Regions from separate parts of the Homo sapiens genome. Here regions 1 and 2 are each linked to region 3. The links are chromatin contacts, found by Hi-C or POLR2A ChIA-PET in ENCODE. All regions are on one chromosome and are shown on one strand. The core of a region is the stretch at or near the end of the contact, and the rest is flanking DNA. Distances in the headings are between cores, read along the strand shown. Region 1 has its middle 130 kb from the start of PGBD5. Region 2 holds the start of PGBD5 (piggyBac transposable element derived 5). Region 3 has its middle 38 kb from the start of URB2.

What was found. A loop is a pair of places that touch in the nucleus more often than their neighbours do. ChIA-PET counts read pairs that join two places held with the same protein, here RNA polymerase II (POLR2A). Pooled maps may share reads with other maps.
Region 1: a loop to region 3 is called in a map of heart right ventricle, with 4 times the contacts of the local background. The contact joins two enhancer-like sites. A Hi-C loop is called at or near these places in 117 of 168 maps with a recorded cell type or tissue (A673, B cell, CD14-positive monocyte and 66 more), 37 of 37 single-sample maps with no recorded cell type and 49 of 50 pooled maps. POLR2A ChIA-PET finds 5 or more read pairs at or near these places in 2 of 52 experiments (MCF 10A and OCI-LY7).
Region 2: a loop to region 3 is called in a pooled map, with 8 times the contacts of the local background. The contact joins the promoter of PGBD5 here to the enhancer-like site in region 3. A Hi-C loop is called at or near these places in 4 of 50 pooled maps.

What each region holds. Positions count from the first base shown.
Region 1 is chr1:230,298,244-230,301,045 of GRCh38, forward strand. No RefSeq gene overlaps it. Among named protein-coding and RNA genes, the nearest start is that of PGBD5, 130 kb to the right of the region's middle. Within about 2 kb of position 1,553, at least 5 of the 41 ENCODE cell types and tissues checked have a DNase peak (open chromatin) inside an H3K27ac peak, as active enhancers do; they include B cell and spleen, where a contact is called at or near this core.
Region 2 is chr1:230,424,994-230,428,019 of GRCh38, forward strand. PGBD5 (piggyBac transposable element derived 5) reads right to left here and starts at 1,339. Exons shown (of 7, transcript NM_001258311.2): 1 at 605-1,339. The coding sequence starts at 935. RefSeq lists a silencer at 1,286-1,605 and enhancers at 1,414-1,961, 1,962-2,508.
Region 3 is chr1:229,662,726-229,665,754 of GRCh38, forward strand. No RefSeq gene overlaps it. Among named protein-coding and RNA genes, the nearest start is that of URB2, 38 kb to the left of the region's middle. Within about 2 kb of position 1,591, at least 5 of the 41 ENCODE cell types and tissues checked have a DNase peak (open chromatin) inside an H3K27ac peak, as active enhancers do; they include B cell and spleen, where a contact is called at or near this core.

The sequences.
Region 1 (2,802 bases), core at 303-2,802, 640 kb after region 3:
GGGCTAATATCCAGAATCTACAATGAACTCAAACAAATTTACAAGAAAAAACAAACAACCCCATCAAAAAGTGGGTGAAGGATATGAACAGACACTTCTCAAAAGAAGACATTTATGAAGCCAAAAGACACATGAAAAAATGCTCATCATCACTGGCCATCAGAGAAATGCAAATCAAAACCACAATGAGATACCATCTCACACCAGTTAGAATAGCAATCATTAAAAAGTCAGGAAACAACAGGTGCTGGAGAGGATGTGGAGAAATAGGAACACTTTTACACTGTTGGTGGGACTGTAAACGAGTTCAACCATTGTGGAAGTCAGTGTGGCGATTCCTCAGGGATCTAGAACTAGAAATACCATTTGACCCAGCCATCCCATTACTGGGTATATATCCAAAGGACTATAAATCATGCTGCTATAAAGACACATGCACACGTATGTTTATTGCGGCACTACTCACAATAGCAAAGACTTGGAACCAACCCAAATGTCCAACAATGATAGACTGGATTAAGAAAATGTTGCACATATACACCATGGAATACTATGCAGCCATAAAAAACGATGAGTTCACGTCCTTTGTAGGGACATGGATGAAATTGGAAATCAACATTCTCAGTAAACTATCTCAAGGACAAAAAACCAAACACCACATGTTCTCACTCATAGGTGGGAATTGAACAGTGAGAACACATGGACACAGGAAGGGGAACATCACACTCTGGGGACTGTTGTGGGGTGGGGGGAGCGGGGAGGGATAGCATTAGGAGATATACCTAATGCTAAATGACGAGTTAATGGGTGCAGCACCCCAGCATGGCACATGTATACATATGTAACTAACCTGCACATTGTGCACATGTACCCTAAAACTTAAAGTATAATAATAATTAAAAAAAAAAAGATAAAGAACCCAGGGCTCAAGGGGAACCCACGATTGCTCAAGATCATCGTCAATAACAGAGCTTGGTGGAAATTCACAAGTACTGACTCCACGGCCAGAGATCGTCTCTCCACTGGAGAGCGACTTCCTCCCTCTGGGTATGTGGCCTGTCAGTTTGACAACCAGGCCCTGCCTCCACTCCTTTAAATGCAGGGTCAGCCTGAGGGAGGGAAGAGGCAGAAAAAGGGCCCAGAGGTGCCAGATCTTCCTACAGTGGCCCTGTGCCAGGCCGTTCACCCAGAGGGAGGGTCTGCCTTCCATGTGCATCCCAACTGTCCTTTCTTTCTGTGTCTCCACCCTGGCTGTGAGGCTCTTCCCAGCAGACAGATCACAATGGACCTGTCCCTGTTATGATCCTTTGTTTGGTGACAGATAAACTGGGCAAAGTCTAAAGGCTGCCCCTGAGACAGTACTCACGATTACAATGATTTTTCCAGCCGCGTCATCCTTTTAAACTTTCATTTGACTTCCTGTTCCTCACGAGCACAGGGAGAAATGAGGGCTCCGTTCCTTGAACCAGAAACACAAAAGGGAGTTCTCCAAGCTGATCTGTGCCTGTGCATTTGGCAAGGACAAAAGCAGATGCTCTGATGTGACTGTTTCCTGGTTCTTCCTCTTTGCATTGAAACCTGCTCTCTCCGCTCTTCGGCAAATTCGCCCCGAGGAAGTAAGGTGCTGGGCACCTGTCACCACTGTATTGACTTGAAACTCCTGAATGTGCCCACTGCCCTCAGAATCCCTCCGGGGCCTGAAATCACCTCCATATTGATTTCTTGTTGCTGCTGTAACAAATGACCTCCAACTTGGTGGCTGCAACAACACAAATGTAGTACCTTACAGCTCTGGAGGTCAGAAGTCTGACACGGCCTCCCTGGGCGAAAGTAAAGGTGTCTGTAGGGCTGCAGTCCTTTCTGGAGGCTCTGAGGGAGGATTCCACTTCACACTGTGCCCAGCTTTTAGAGGTGTCCATGCCCCTTGGCTTACATCCCCCCATCCATCATCAAAGCCAGCAACGTTGCACCTCCTGCGTTCTTCACAGCCGTGTCTCCGCTGTAAACACAGCTGGGAAAGGTTCTCACTCACAAGGACCCTTGTGATGACACTGCACCCACAGGATATTCCAGGGTCCTCTCCCTGCCTCACAGACAGCTGATTGCAACCTGAACTCCTCTGCTACCTGAATTCCTGTTTGCTGTGAAAAGTAACATAGGCTTAGGTCCTGGGGATTAGGAGGTGAGCCTCTTTGTTTCGGGGTCGGGGCTCCTCGTTCTGCCCACCACACCTCCCATTAAGGCTTGCCATCATGATGGGCCATTACTGAAATGAGGGTGTTACCTGGGCAGTCGGGGTTTAAGGCCATCCCCACCACTGCGCACCAGCCCGCTGATCATGAGCACGGTGCTGGTCATAGTTTTTGAGACAGGGAGGTCCTAGAAGGCTCCAACAGCAGGAAAGGTAGGTTTCTCTAGCACTCATGGGTGGATGCCTTAGAAATAAGAGAGAAACAAACAGCCTCTGGGCCTTGAGAGGTTTAGATTTCCCATTTGAAGCAGAGGTGGTGTGGAGGGGAGGGCCGGGGCCAGCACCTGTTCAGAAAATGCATTCCCCAGAGATGGAAGCAGGTGACAGTGTTCTCACATTAGTTGTGCTGAGAGAAAAAGTCCTTCGTTCAGCTGCGCCCAAGGCTTTATTCACAGACTCCCGTCTCTCCCAGGGGTGCTGGAAAGACCTTGGGGACCTCCTCACCCTTCTTGCTGGAAGATGCCCGTACCGCAGCGCACGAGACCCCAGCTTTTCCGGGGCGGCTGCACTGTCAACTCAATGCCTAGCAAGGATGCGTCCGGCTGGGCATA
Region 2 (3,026 bases), core at 89-2,588, 760 kb after region 3:
ATCGGTCCCTTCCTTCACTCCTCCCCATTCTTAACAAGAGATCTGGAATGGCGCGGACAGGGAAAGTTTCTCAGATTAAGGAGAAAACTAAGCCAAGTCAAGACGCCGCGGGTGGCCTCTCTCTCAACTCTCACTGGGCCAACTCCTACCTGCCTCGCCCGCGTCACCTGCTGTAAGGCTTGCTCTTGGGCTGTCAGTGAAAAAACGACTCCCCCTGCCTCCACCAGCCACGCCGGGCTTTCAGAAAAGCCCCCTCAACTAGGAAAGCCTAACTTCAATCCACCCCTAAAAGTCCGACCCACAGGTGTGACAGACTTCCCATGCAGGGGCTGGGGTGCTCCCAGGAAGTGAAGGAAAAGGTCCCCGACGACATTGTCACTGGAAAAGTGCTGGCCACGGCCTCCGCCTTACCCTCTCCACCCACGGGTTCGGAGCCCCCAGGAGCAGTCAGACCGATCACCGCTCCTGCAGCCTCATTTGTTTCCGGAGAGACACCCACAAGCCAGCCCACGGAGAGTCTGGACTCGCCCGCCCCAGCACCCACGCCTCCCCCGCGCCCGGTTCCAGCGCCGCCCCCGACATCCACCCGCGGGCAGCCCCTTACCGCCGGTATCCTCGAAGCGCGGGGGCGGGCGGTCCCGCAGCGCTGCGCTCCAGCCCGCGCCGGCCTCGTCCTCCTCCGGCTCCTGTGCGTCCGGGGCGCGGGGCGGTGGCGGGGCGGCCCCTGGGGGTCCCGGGGGCTCGCGCTCGTCGTCCGAGGAGGCGGCCGAGGAGGAGCGCGAGGCGGCCGAGGTGCTGTAGAAGGGGTTCCCGCCGCTGTCCGGGCCGGACTCGCCGAACACGTCGTCCGAGATGTGCAGGCTCTCGTAGCGCGCGCGGGCAGCCTCGAGCAGCGCCGGCGCCCTCCTCCGCGCGCCCCCGCCGCCCTCGGCCATGGCCCCGGCCGCCGCCCGCGCGCCCGCCCCCACAGTGCCTCCCAGCCGCACACGCCGGGCCCTGGGCCCGCGCCGCGGCCCGCCGCCCCCCACCAGCGCAGCCCGCAGCACAGCGCCCGCCGCCCCGTGCCCGGCCGGCCCGCCGTCTTGGCCGCCTCGGGCCCAGCGCCCGGGGAAGCGCCCTCGGAGCTCGGGCGCCGCAGGCTGCGGGCCGCGGCGGGAGGCGAGCCGCGCGCGGGGCTGGCAGGGGCGACCCAGAGCGGGCGGGACGCAGAGGCTGCGGCCGAGACCAGGCGCCGCCGCCGCCACCGCCGCCACCACCGCCACCACCGCCGCCGCTGCGTCTCCTCGGCGCCCGCCGCCTCCCTGCCCGCCCTCTCCACGGCCTCCGGCGCTCGGCTGCCGACCTTCCCGGGCGCGAGCCGCCAGAGGCGGGCCCTGCCGCCCCTCACCTCCCGCCCGCCGGCCAATGGGGAGCCCGGCCCGGACAGCCGCGGGGGAGCTGGGCGGGCCCGGCGCGGGGAACGCCCCCACCCTCCTCCGCGGGGCGGGGCGGGGCGCGCGGCCGGGGCTGGCGGTTAGGGGGAGGGCCGCCGGCGGCAGTGCCGGTCTCCTCCTACAGGGACGCGCAGCCCGGGACCGCCACGCGCAGCGCGGGAGGGGGAGGGCGGGACCGGGGAACAGGAGGGGAGGGGGACCCGGGTGCTTCCAGCGGTCCGGGCCCGCGGACGGAGTGCGGGCCGATCCCGCTCACTGTCCCCTTCCGCAGTCCGCGTGCAGCTCCAGGGAGCTGTCCGCCCCGGTGGTTCTGAACCAGGCGCCGCCGAAACGCTCCAGGTAGGCGGCGGGCCCGAGGTCACCACACCCGCGGCGGCGGCTGCTGCCGAGGTTTCCTGGGGGTCACTGCCAGCTGCGCCGCATGCTCCCATAAATACAGGGGCTGTCCAGCTTCTGGGAATCTCGCTCTAATTAGGAGCCCGCCTCGCCGGTCCACTGTTGGTCGCTGGTCAGATGCTAACTCCGTCTCGCTTCAGTATCCCTGTAATTTAAGGGTGCCAGCACTGGAGTTAAGTAGCTAGTCATTCCTCATCATCGTTGACGTGTGGCATCTTTTGAACTCAAAATATCCATTACTTCCAAATACTAATTACTCTCACACCTCTATTTTAATATCTCCTTCACACACACACTTGAAACACTCATGTACTGAAATATTGCATGATCACCCAGGCTTCAGTGCTCTCATAAACAATAGCACAGAAAGGTTGCATCCGCCCCTCTTCCTTGGGCAGGAATGTGTGGTGGTCATCCTGTTGATGGCGATACGCGTAACGGAGACTGCCTTGTCTTCTTGCTCCCCTCCTCCTCCTTCGAATAATGCAATAAGTCACACTAATGGTAAATGGGCCATAAAGTCACTTTCACTCTGAAATAAAATAAATCCTCAGAGATGTGAAGGGCTTACAAATCCTACTGAGCATTAACTAAATTGTAGTTACATGAAACAGAAAGGCATGTTGCGATTTCTACGAATGCATAAAGGATGAAGGACCATTTTGCCGCCAAGTGGGGTCACTTCTAGTGTCGAGCAGGAACCTTCACTCATGCCCTCCCCTCCCCAGCCCCTGTGGTTCCTCCTTCCACATCAGGGGCTCTGCACAGGCATAGGTTCATGATCATCACTAACAGACAATATATAAAAAGGAAAAGATTCATGGAACTTTCCTTGCTATGTGGATTGGCTGAAAAATGAGGAAGTGCTTGCAAAGCATTTTTACTCTCTTGGAAGAATTATGCCACGGAAAATATCTGGTTTCCAACATACCTATATACTGTGCTAACCAGCTGAAAGTTGTTGAAGAGAGTACAGGTAATCTGACTTATCAAAAAGGGTGATAGTAAAGCATAGGTTGAAGATGCAAGAAGAAGAGTAAGACTCCATAGCTCAAGTTCAAATTCTGCAATTAGGAATTGTGTGAGGCTCCTGCAAGATTTCATGTTATCTATTTTAAATAGTTGAATGGAAAAAATAATTGAATGGGATTCAGAGAGTTAAAATCTGTAGGAAAGAGTTCCTTCTTTTCTTCTCCA
Region 3 (3,029 bases), core at 341-2,840:
GTTGCCCAGGCTGGTCTGGGACTCCTGGCCTCAAGCAGTCCTCCCTTCCTTGGCCTCCCAAAGTGCTGGGATTACAGGTGTTAGCCCCCGCACCTGGCCCTGGTTTCTCATAACTCATAGAGGTAACTTTGATTTATTGCCGGCATGCCAGGCTATAGCCTGAATTCTTTTGTCTAATAAGCTCATACGTTTCTGCTTTATGTCTCATAAAAGCCGCTGTAGAGGCAGCAGCAGTGTCGTTTTTGATTCCTCATTCCCTTGTGCAACTTCTGAACACTCTCCTTTTTTTTTAAATTTTACTTTGTCGTTTACCTTTTCCATCTCTTCCAGCAGACAAGTTCAGTGGCTGGAGGGAGAGGTGATATTCACCCTTTCCCCCTCAGCCTGTATGTCTCTCGTGTCTCTCTAATGGATGTTACTTCTGTTGCCCTGTGCTTTCTTGTCCCCACGTCCTTCCAACACCATTCTGCCATCCCCACTCACTGACTTCTCTGCCCTCCCTCCCTGGTGTGTCTGGGCCACCTCTCTCAATCACTCCTGCTTGCTGGTGACCTCTCTTCTTTCCCAGTCTTCCCTCTTGTTTCCTGCTGATATTTTTTGTAGCCTCATGTCCACACTGGGGACCCTTCTGAAATGTCCTGACCCCACATTCCCAGGACTGCCACCCCTGCCCATCTGCCATCGCTGATGTGAGAACTCACACTTGAGCCTCCTTGTTGGACTCTTCTTGGCTTCCCTTGCTCCTTTTTTTTAAGAGGCTGGAGTACAGTGGTGTGATCCTAGCTCACTGCAGCCTCCAACTCCTGGGCTGAAGTGCTCCTCCCATGTCAGCCTCCCAAGTAGCTAGGACTACAGGTGCATGCCACCACGCCTCGCTAATCTTTTTTAAGTAGAGATGGGATTTCGCTCTTGCCCTGGCTGGAATTGAACTCCTGGGCTCAGGTGATCCTCTTGCCTTGGCCTCCAAAGTGCTGGGATTACAGGTGTAAGCCACCGTGCCTGGCCCAATGAGCCTGTTTGTAATGTCCTTTCTTTGGCCTGCCCTGTTGTCCCTCTACCCAGCTTGTTCCCCGTTGCCACCATGACCACTGTGCCTCACTGGCATCCCTAGGTCTGTCACCTCCTTCCTCGTCTTTGGAGTTCCCTGATTGTCCTGCCCTACCCTTAACTCCAGAGCCAGCTCTGTTGAGGGAGAAAGGAATGGAGTCATGGGGATTGATTCTCTACAAAATCCTGTTCTCTCTCTTCTGCTGGGGTCACCTATTGGGAGGAAGATCTCTTTTTTCATCAGAGGGAGAAACATCCATGAGGCAGCATAGCTTTGGGATGTTAGGAGCTTGTGGAGACTGGATTGTTACAATGGTTTTAATGTGAAGTTCTGGTTGATCGTAGAACATAAATATTTGGATGAGAGGAAGGAAGAGGTTTGTGAAATGCTCCAGAAAGAACACAACTAGTAGTAGTGGGAGTGGTTTTTCATTACAAAGGAGGATTGAGGGGATGTGACTCAGTAGACCAGGCTCAACGGAGGTGAAAGTGTGCTGGGGCCTGGGGCGAGAAACACACTCAGAAAAATGAGGCCACGGGAAATCCCAGCAGTAACGCCTGGCCGGCTGCCAAGGTGGTGATAAAGAAGCACCCACAGAAACACAAATCAGTGCACGGCCCTGCGTCTTCCTGTACCTTAATGTCATGCTAGAGGGCATGGCCAACTGTTTCCCAACTATGGCCATTTCAAAGACTCAGAATGGCTGTTCTTGTGGGGACAGATGTGGGTGCCGGTGCCATTCAGTGTCTGGTATTCTCTGACTTGGCATGCAGCCTGCACTGGTATTTTCTCTAAGCCCTCTTTGAGCTTTATAACAGATTAAATCAGGCACACAATCTCTTCCCATCTAACCATAGCCCTCTGTCTCTCGAGTCTCTGCTATCACTTTCCCTGCTGTTTATAGACACACACAGAATACTCTTAATTTATCTTCAGTCTCGATCCTGTTATCCTCTCACATTTCCATCAGCCTTTTCTCTTGACTACCCAACAATTATAAGGAGTCTACCTTTGCTCCTTGGTCATCCTTCCCATCAAAACTGCCCTCTGAAAGACACCTGGCTTCACGAATGTGTGGTAGGTCCTTGACCATCGCTGGACACCCTTGGCTGGTCGGACCCCCCGCTGGCTCTCTGCATCCTCTAGGGCCTCGACTATCTCTGATGCTCTTGGTTACCTTTTTCTCTCCCTTCCCCTAAAATACTGGTGTCCTCAAGGATTAATCCTTGACAATTCTCTCTAGACCTTCTAACTTTCCTGACCTTCCACTCCCTGATGTCACCATTGCCTCTGGGCAAGTCCTTTTCAAACTTGCCAATTTCTGCTCATTGAATTGAGTTGAAAATCTGGAAGACATAACCAATTCCTCACTCTCCTTCAGTCCCAGCTCTCACTAGCATCTTCCCTCTTTTCTCTTACTGCCTGTGGTCACTCATCCTAGAGATTGTTTCTAAATAGTCCTAGTGGTTGTCCCTCCATCTTCCTTCAAACCTCCAAAGAGTCTCCTTTCAAAAAACAAATTTCTTTTTTTTTTTTTTTTTGAGACAGGGTCTTGCTCTGTTGCCCAGGATGGGTTACAGTGGCATGATCTTGGCTCACTGCAGCCTCTGCCTCCCAGGTTCAAGCGATTCTCCCACCTCAGCCTCCTGAGTAGCTGGAACTATAGGTGCGTGCCACCATGCTTGGCTAATTTTTATATTTTTTTGGTAGAGACGGGGTTTCACCATGGTGGCCAGGCTGGTCTTGAACTCCTGACCTCAGGTGATCCACCATCCTTGGACTCCCAAAGTGCTGGGATTACAGGCATGAGCCACCACGCCTGGCCTTATGATGACTTTTGGAAACTCCATCTAAAATCCCACCCACCTGCCTTGACCATCCTGTCCCCTTTTTCCCTGCTTCATTACTTTTTCCTCAGTATGTGTTGCTCTCCAATTTACTAGGTGTTTTGCTTATGCATGTTGTCTGGTGTCTTTTTTCC